Linked DNA regions of Homo sapiens: region 2 is linked to region 1. The links are chromatin loops, found by intact Hi-C in ENCODE. Cell type or tissue: ascending aorta. All regions are shown on one strand. Each heading gives the region's core, and the rest is flanking DNA. Links, peaks and the distances in the headings are about the cores only.

Region 1 (4,383 bases), core at 120-4,119:
AAGCAGGAAGAGGAAATGGCAGGAAGGTGAGGAGCTGCTCGGCCCCAGTCCTAACCATGAGGATGCCTCCTCCCTAGTCACAACCAGCGCCATCTCTTTTATGGAAGTGAACCCCAAACTTCCAATAGGGTACTGACTTAGACACTCTGGACTCTATCTTTTAAGGAAAGGGGAAAGAAAGGGGAGGGGGAGGAAAAGGAGGGAGGAAGAGAAGGAAGGGAGAGGGAGAAGGGAAGAGGGGAAGCGGAGGACAAAGGCGCCCCTTGCTGCCTCCTCCTCCCTCCCTCCCTCTGCCCCTCCCCCTCCCTGCTCTTTCTGCGCCCATATTGACCCTCCAGGCCACCGTCTCCAACTTGGCTAACAGGCTGATCTTTCCAAAGCACCAAGAGATCACGTCACCTCCCACTTAAAACCCTCAGTCTCGTGCCACCAAGAGGATAAAATCCTCTTCTGTCCTAAGCTTCCGAGCTCCCCTAGAATCTGGCCTGGGAGACCCCTCCTGAAGCCCCGCCCGCCCAGGGCCATGCACACCTCCCCAGACACCAGACGTCTCAGGGTTTACACGGGGTGCCCTCCGCGGCCCCCTTCCTGTCTTCACATCTATGTATTCTGTGTATCATTACCCCAACCTCTGATGGAGAAACAGGTTCAAAGTGATTGAGTCGCATCCCCAAGGTCGCACACGGATAAGCAACCTAAACCCAAGTCCTCATGCTCTCTTCCCCTGGGAGGGGTCGGACATGGAGGCCCGCAGGCGTTTTCTCCACCTTCCACAGCCTTGATTGTGCGGAGGCAGCAGCGCCACCCACAGGCAGCTCTGGCTTGAATCCCAGCTTCCCCACTTCACCTGGGGGACCTTTGGTGGGTCACTGAACCCTTTGGGCTCTTCATCTGTAAAGCGAACTAAGAACACAGCCTGGGCTGACGGGGAGGATTACTGAGAAGGAGAAATGCCATTTCCTGGGCCTTTTGCAAAATGTGTAACGGACATCCGCTAGCAGAAAGTCTGAAACTAGATTTCACCACTTGGGAGGTGGGAGAGCGGTGGGTAGGGGGGTTTGATCTGAGCCACCCCAGATTTCAGGGCCAACGCTGATCTGGAAGCTCCTGGGGACTTCTGAGACTCTCCATCCCCTGGCATTAGAAAATGTACAGGGAAGCACGCTGGAAACCAGGAAGCTCTAGGCAAGTGTAGATTACCATGACCAAGCCTGGGCTGGGAAGAGGAAGAGAGGACAGAGCCAGGCTGGGAGGGAGCCAGAAAACACTCTTGTGGGCTGGGCTCTAGCAAAAAGTGCTGATTTGGGGAATCCGTGGATTAGAGAAGAATCTCTTTGCCTATATCTTGCTGTGTGACCATGGGTAAAGTCCCAAACTTCTCTGAACCTCAGTTCCCACAGCTATAAAACCAGGATATTGGGCCAGCCTCCTAGATCTTTGCAGGTATCAGCTGTCTATGAAGTGTCACCCACTCGTACCACCTCTGTTCCGTGAGACACGGTCACCTCACCACCTTGGGAGGCGTTGTTGCTTCCATTTCCAATGTGAGCAAACGGAGGCTCTGTGAACCGTGTTCCCAAGGTTGCAGAAGGAGAAGGGGCCGGGCCAGAAGCAGAACCAGCTCCATCTGCCCTCCAGGGCGGTGCTCTGCCGCAGTCCCTGAGATGGCTGCCCTCCCTCCGTGCAGGCGCTGGCCTGAACAGGCTGGCCCAGGGCCCCCCAAGCCTTCCATGCTGGTGGGAGGGCCGCCTGCACAGCCAGTGCGTCCTCCTCGGCGGCCCGTGCCAAGCAGCCCTGCCCAGACCGCACGAGGAGCTGGCCACGACCTGCCAGGCCCGCTAAGCCCCTCCCGCCTGTTTCTCATTTAGAGCAAGCCCCGGCTGCAGCCCAGACATTCCAGAGGGGACAGTCAGACGCCAAGCCCGCCCATGGCTTGGGAAACCGGGCTGCAGGCAGCCCCGTGGTCAGGAAGCTCCACAATGTTTTCCCCTCCCTGTCGACATTTTAAAAGTTGCTTAACCCCTGGAGAAGTCTGGTCCACTCTTTTGGGGCCCGGCTGAACTGAGCCATCCCTGACCCTGGCATTCAAGGGCTCCATGGCCAGGAATAAAAATGACTCTGTAGATGAGCTGGACTCCCCATGGTTCCCAGGCTCTCCTGGCTCAGACCTCCTTCTCCAGCTCTTTGTTCTGGCTGGTCTCCACCTCTGAGACAGCCTCCCTTCCAGCTGGGAGTCCTGAGGCTTCCTGGTGGAGGAGGCATCAGAACAATACAATTGCCACTAATTAGGTGTCAGCTGCTGGCTGAAGTGAACACCCCCACTTACCCCCGCTCCCAGAAGATGCAGGTGGAATCGCTCTAGCTGTCCCTGGAAGAATCCTACCCTTCACACAGCCTTGAGTGCGTTAATTATAGATTGCCGCCTAATGACATAAGTAGCGTTCCTGAATTCCGCCAAAGTGACAATTTGCCATCAACATAAAGCCGCTGCCCGCGCTGCTAGCTGGCCGGGCATCCGGGCGCGAGGCTCTGCGCTCCTCCCGGCCCCTCCCTCCGCCACCCTGCCCAGCACCTGGATGACGCTTGCTTGGCTTGCTAGTCAAAATACATCCTTTTCCCTGTCACCGCTGCCATCTCAGCCCCCAAAAGTAGGGCCTCTTCTTTTTTCCTTCATCTTTTTTTTTTGCCCTGATTTATCAACCCTTGCTGATGGAACCAAGGGCTTTTAAAAACTGTTCCCACAGAATGGCAGTTCCTCAAAAAACTAAAAATAGCATGATCATTGGTCCCAGCACTTCCGCTTCTGGGTATACACCCAGAAAATGAGAGGCAGCATCTCCAACAGATATTTGCACACCCGTGCACACAGCCGCGCTTTTCACAATAGCCGAAAGGCCCAAAGACAGCGGAAGCAGCGCCAGAGTCCCTGGACAGATGAATGAGTAAATAAGACATGGTGTATATGTACAGTGGAATATGGTTCCGCCTTAAAAAGGAAGGAGATTCTGGTGTGTTCTACAACGTGGGTGAACCTTGAAAACACTATGCTAGGTGAAATAAGCCAGACACAAAAGGATAAATACTGTAAGACTCCATTTATACAAGATACCCAAAGTGGTCAAAATCATAGACAGAAACCAGAATGGAGACTTCCAGGGGCTGGGGGAGTGGGGAATGGGGAGGTGTTATTTAATGGGGACAGAGTTTCTGTTTGGGAGGACGAAAGGAGAACTCCTTGTAGCAAATGAAGCCAACACAGAGAAAAGCAGAAGTGTGGGGATATGTCAGGGAGAGAGAGAAAGAGGGAGAGAGAGAGAGGGAGAGGGAGAGTCAGGTGGGGGTGATTGTCACTGTGTCTGAACACCTGGATCCAGCCATGCCTGAAGCTAGACTTATCTCCTTGGACTTTAATGCATTCCATTTTATCCTTAAGCCATTTCAAGTGGGGTTTCTGTCACTTGTACCCAAAATAATCCTGTTTGATAAGAAATGGATTTTCACAATTAATCCATGTCAACTTTCGCCCCCTGGGGTTCCCTCTCCCCGTATTCCTTAGGGTATTCTAGATGGATGTACCATTCATGGGACACAACAATGTGAATGTACTTGATGCTACTGAAAAACTGCTGAGATGGTCAATTCTATGTCTATTTCACCACCATTTTAAGCATTGGTTTAAAAAAAAGAAAGCAGTTCCCCATCTCCCCGACAGGGGACCATCTGAGGCTGGGGAAGGCAGAGTCTCCGACAGGCCCTGAGCCTCTCCCAGGGCCCGGGGCAGCCAGAGCTCAGACCCAGCTTGGTCTTCTCAAGGGCCTGCAAAGGGAGTGAGGCGAAGTGGCCGGGCCAGGGATGCATGTGCTGTAAGAAGCAGGGCAAGGATGGGAATCCAACCCTGACACCACTGATGTGGCCTCTCTGCAGGACAGAAAAACACATTCAATAAAGGAGACTCCTCCGCCCCTCCCAGAGACTGCACCGGATGTGATGCAGCTGGAAGAAAGGAAGTTCCTTCCGTAAGATCTGACAATGAAAGTTTGTCTATCTGTTCCCCAAGCCACACACACACACACGGGACAGGGACAGGACAGGGGACAGGGACAGGACAGGGGACAGGGATGAGGGCCACATTCTCCTTGACCAGGTCCCTTACTTAACCACCCTAATGGCCCCCCACAAATGCAGAGCATGATGGGAAAGCACAATAATGGGCCAGGCATGGTGGGTGATGGATGTGTTTTCGTCTGACCAGCCACCCTCCCCTTAACTATGCCTGGGCCATGTGGGTTGGCCAAGGCTGCCCCATCCCCAGCTCCAAGGTGGGCACATGACCCAGGCCTGGCCAACGAGAGCCTGACCACCAAATGACCGTAGATGGCCTCA
Region 2 (4,383 bases), core at 106-4,105, 110 kb before region 1:
GCAACTCTTCCCCAAAACCAGGTCACAGGGGAAAGTTGCAGAGGCCGGGTGCCCTTCTGCCCACCTTCACCCACACCTGGGTTTCATACACTATGTATGGAAAGAACTGAAATGAGGAACCTGAAAATTTTAGACCCAGGTCTTTCACTTTCTCTAGCTGTATCACCTAGGCAAGTTGCCTCTCTTATCTGAACCTTGCTTTTTCAAAATATGAAATAACAGTGTTTGAAACAGTAGCATCAGACCCTGTGGCCTTGAGCTAACTGGTCAACCCCAATAGCTGGCATGTGGTGGGGGAGAAGCAGGGACAGGGGGCATCTATCTGACTCTGCAGGCAGACAGGGCCAATTAGTGATATTAAAGAGGACTGTTAAGGCACCAAAGGGCAACCTGCGGTCTACACCTAAGCGATCAGGTGGCAGCCTGTGAAGCAATCCCATATGATGGAAAGATCGCAGGCCCAAGGGTCTCGAGACCCTCGGGTTTAGTTCCAGCTCCACCAAAACTTTGCTGGATGATCCTGAACAAGTCGGTACAGCTCTGTGGCCCTCACTGTCCTCACCTGGAAGATTAAAGAGTTCAACCAGACAATCCCCAGAGTCCCTTCCAGCTCTGACATGCTCTCATTCCATGATTGCGTGACCACCAAATTAAATTAGAATCAGAGCTTTTGCATCACCTCTGTGTTGGCGAAGACAAGAAACACGCCCATGCGTACATGAAAAAGCCTTCCACAGCGGGTTGCTCAGCTTTTTCTTGTTGTTGTTGTTGTTTCTTCCCTGCACTTATCAGCCCATGATCAAGGGTTCCCTCTCCAATGCAGGTGCTTATCTGCCAGCTGAGGCCAAGGGCGCATCTTAGTACCCAGCAGCTGGTGAGGCAATGCGGGCGTTTCTGCCACTGTTAAGCCGCCACCGCTGGCTACAAGGCGTTGCCTGATAAACAGACTTGCTACACACACGTCTGCCTGGGAAGGAAAGAGACTGCCTGCCAGCCTACTCCTGCCAAGGTCTGCACCCAGCCCTCTGCAGGGGTCTGAGGACAGGCACATGCATGGGGCTGTCAGGATCCTGCCAGACTTGGGAACAAGACGGATGGGACTTGAGGCTCCTGTGAGGTGGGCTTCCCAGGCATTTGAACTCATGGCCTGAAGGGTCCCTGAGGGGATACCAGAGGTCAGAACAGAGACTTTGCAATAAGGAGTGGGGCATCCCCTGGAAAATCAAGGCTGGGCTTGGTATCAATATGTCAGGGAGAAATGCCCCCACAGATCTGGCTATTTCTTTTTTTTTTTTTTATACTTTAAGTTCTAGGGTACATGTGCACAATGTGCAGTGCAGGTTTGATACATAGGTATACATGTGCCATGTTGGTTTGCTGCCCCCATCAACTCGTCATTTACATTAGGTATTTTTCCTAATGTTATCCCTCCCCCAGCCCCCCAGCCCCCAACAGGCCCCAGTGTGTGATGTTTCCCGCCCTGTGTCCAAGTCAGATCTGGCTATTTCTAAAGGCCAGGATGACTCATTTTTTCAAGGAAAATTTCCAGAGAACTCATATTCACTGGGCATTGAGGAAACAGATGAAGTAATACGTCTAGGTCCTTCCCATCAGAGTTCCCGGCCTGGTTGTAAGAGAAAATAGGTACATTCTGCAAATAATTGTAGTATGTTTTATTCCCTCATTTATCCAGTGAATATAAAATGAACACCTATTGTGCCCAGGCACCATTCTCTGTACTAGGCAAATTCAAGTGAATATGATAGAAATTATGTCCATTCTGACTGGGTGCAGTGGCTCACACCTGTATTCCCAGCACTTTGGGAGGCCGAGGTGGTTGGATCACTTGAGGTCAGGACTTCAAGAGCAGCCTGGCCAATATGATGAAACCTCATCTCTACTAAAAATGCAAAAAATTAGCCAGGCATGGTGGCAGGTGCCTGTAATCTCAGCTACTCTGGAGGCTGAGGCAGGAGAATCACTTGAACCCAGGAGTCAGAGGTTGCAGTGGGTGGAGATCGCACCACTGCACTCCAGCATGGGCGACAGACTGAAACTGTCTCAAAAAAAAAAAAAAAAAAAAAAAAAAGCAGCCTATTCTTTCGGTGCACAAATTGCCCACTCTCTTCTCGCCATCTTCCCAGGGTGATGATTGTGTTTGCTGAGTGCTTCCTAGGGCCTGGGTACCTTGCTGGAGCTCTGTATGTGTCAGCTCTACTCACCCTAAAGGCCAAGGGGGTAGTGATTACAACTCTCCCTATTGCTCAGGAAACTGAGGCCAGAAAAGCCAGGAGCCTTTGCCCTCAGATAGTGGGTGCCTGAGGTGGCATTGGACCCAGGCTTGCTAACCTCCAAAGCCTGATTTCCTTGTACTAAAATGTTATGCCCCAACTCAGTCTTGCCAAATCCATTTTTTCCACCCCTGCCCTCAGCCTGCTCCTCCTCCTTTATGCCCTTGCTCAAGGACCCACATCACCATATCAGTCAGTATGCAGCAGGCTCTGCTGCAAGAACAGGTGACTAAGTGGCCATGGCCTAAAACAACCGGGAATTATTTCCCACTCATACTCGGCAGCAACGTGGGTAGGCAGGTGGCTCCTGCTCAGCCCCGTCACTGAAGTTCCCAAGCTGATGAAGTCTGCATCTCAACTCGTGTTTCCTTGTGCAACAAAGCAAAATGGAGAGCTGAAGGGCCTCACATCAGCTGGCACATGTGCCAGCCCAGAAGTGTCATCTGTCAGCTTCACTCTCAACGCATTGGCCAGAACTAGTCACGTGCCCGCACCTGCCCACAAAAAAGGAGGCAGGATATTGGGAAGCAGCAGTGATGTCTGTCAATATTGCTATTTGCCCAGGACCCCAGGGTGAAACTCTGGTCTTCTGAGATTAATGGACGCTTTTTCCCCCTTCCCTAGGAGTTAGGGGCAACAGAGCTGACTGTGGAGTCCCGTAGACTGGTAGGACTTGTGAGGCTTTGTTACCGAATTTTTGTATGTGTCTCTGCTGTCTTATCTGTAAAAGCGGGCGATAATGCCTCTTTCACAGGGTCATGGTGAACATTTGCAAGCTAGGTCCCTTTCCTTCCCTCTAACCCCTACCACACTCCCTTACAGTCTTCCAGCCTCTCCTCTTGACCCCCCACTGCTGGCATCTCTCAAGAGTGCTGCTGCAATGAGCTCATCCACCCGCGCCTCTGCCCTGAGCCACATTCCCTCCAATCCATCCTCTGCCCCATGGCTTCCCTGATCATCTTCCTGAGCCGCAAACCTCACTTTATTGCTTCCCTGCTCTTGATTTTCCCACAGCCCTTCATCCCCTCCGTGATATGGTCAGAACCGTATCTGTCTCTGCAGCCTCCTGACTTTTCCACAGCCCCATCCTCATACACATTGCACCATTTCCCAGGAAATTCTTCCTGATTTTTTAAACCTGCATATCTTTGGCTATTTTCTCCTTTTACTTGGAATGGCCTTTTCCTATCTCACCTGGAAAACTCCCATTCATGCTTCAAAACTCAGCTCCCACGTCACCTCTCATATGAAGGCTTTCCCAGCTACCCCAGCAGGGTTGATTATATTTCACCTGCTGTTAGACTCAGCGCTGCCTGAAATTCCATCAACAATACGTTCCATTGAGATAAGCTAAAGTTTCATCAACCAGTCCCCTTTGTAAATGGGCAGAATGGGAAGAGCCCACACCACAGACAGCAGACCCAGCCCTGATTTTGAACTCTGGGCTTTTCTTGAGCTCATTTTGTAATCTTAGAAAGGTCACCTACCCACGTGCATCCATCATCCCCTGGAGGAGGGGCTCACTGTTTTTTGGAGCTGCCATAGAAATATCTCGACTTCTTTATGATTACCGCCTGCCCAGGGCTTTTTCTGTCTCAGGATCCACCTGTTTCCGAGGTGACAGAAACTAGAAATGACTTCACCTTTCAAGAGGGAGCCCTCTCTATCTCTACTCTTTGGCGCGACTTCTCCATTGCCGACACATCGTATCCTGAGGTGTCATAGAAAGCACAGCCTTCCCATGACAAAATCTGTACACACAAAGGGAGCAATATGGGGGGTAGGGGTGTGGTTATTTCATCACAAACACATCCTATGTTGAGGACAAGGGAGTTTTGTATTTAATACTTAGACCCTTAGGTGTGGGGGCAGCTGGAGCTATGGTGGAACCTCACGTTTATCCACATAATTCATTGACAAGCAGTATTCAACTTGATAAGATAGGCAAGGTGAGGCACACAATGGTGAAGTGACTGGCTCAGGGCCCACCTCCATAATTTCAGGTCATGGACAGAAGTCCTTCTGGTTTCCAGGTTATTTTTTCAGAAATTCATTGAGCCAGATTCAATGGCTCACTCCTGTAATCCCAGCA

Evidence for each region. A loop is a pair of places that touch in the nucleus more often than their neighbours do. Peaks named below come from ENCODE experiments on the same cell type or tissue, not always from the same donor. Only the 100,000 strongest peaks of a DNase experiment are listed, where the experiment ranks them.
Region 2: a loop joins it to region 1, with 2.8 times the contacts of the local background. A loop is called at or near these places in 3 of 110 quality-filtered maps.

The regions. Positions count from the first base shown.
Region 1 is chr14:99,034,252-99,038,634 of GRCh38, forward strand. The region is part of intron 1 of LOC107984696 (a long non-coding RNA gene); the gene reads right to left. Among named protein-coding and RNA genes, the nearest start is that of BCL11B, 240 kb to the right of the region's middle. RefSeq lists an enhancer at 4,169-4,383. In ascending aorta, for the core only: no CTCF peak of the experiment used is centred there; DNase peaks (open chromatin) are centred at 1,250, 1,880, 2,890, 3,830 and 1 weaker place; H3K4me3 peaks cover 1,108 bases; H3K27ac peaks cover 3,092 bases.
Region 2 is chr14:98,925,450-98,929,832 of GRCh38, forward strand. No RefSeq gene overlaps it. Among named protein-coding and RNA genes, the nearest start is that of LINC02914, 220 kb to the left of the region's middle. In ascending aorta, for the core only: no CTCF peak of the experiment used is centred there; no DNase peak of the experiment used is centred there.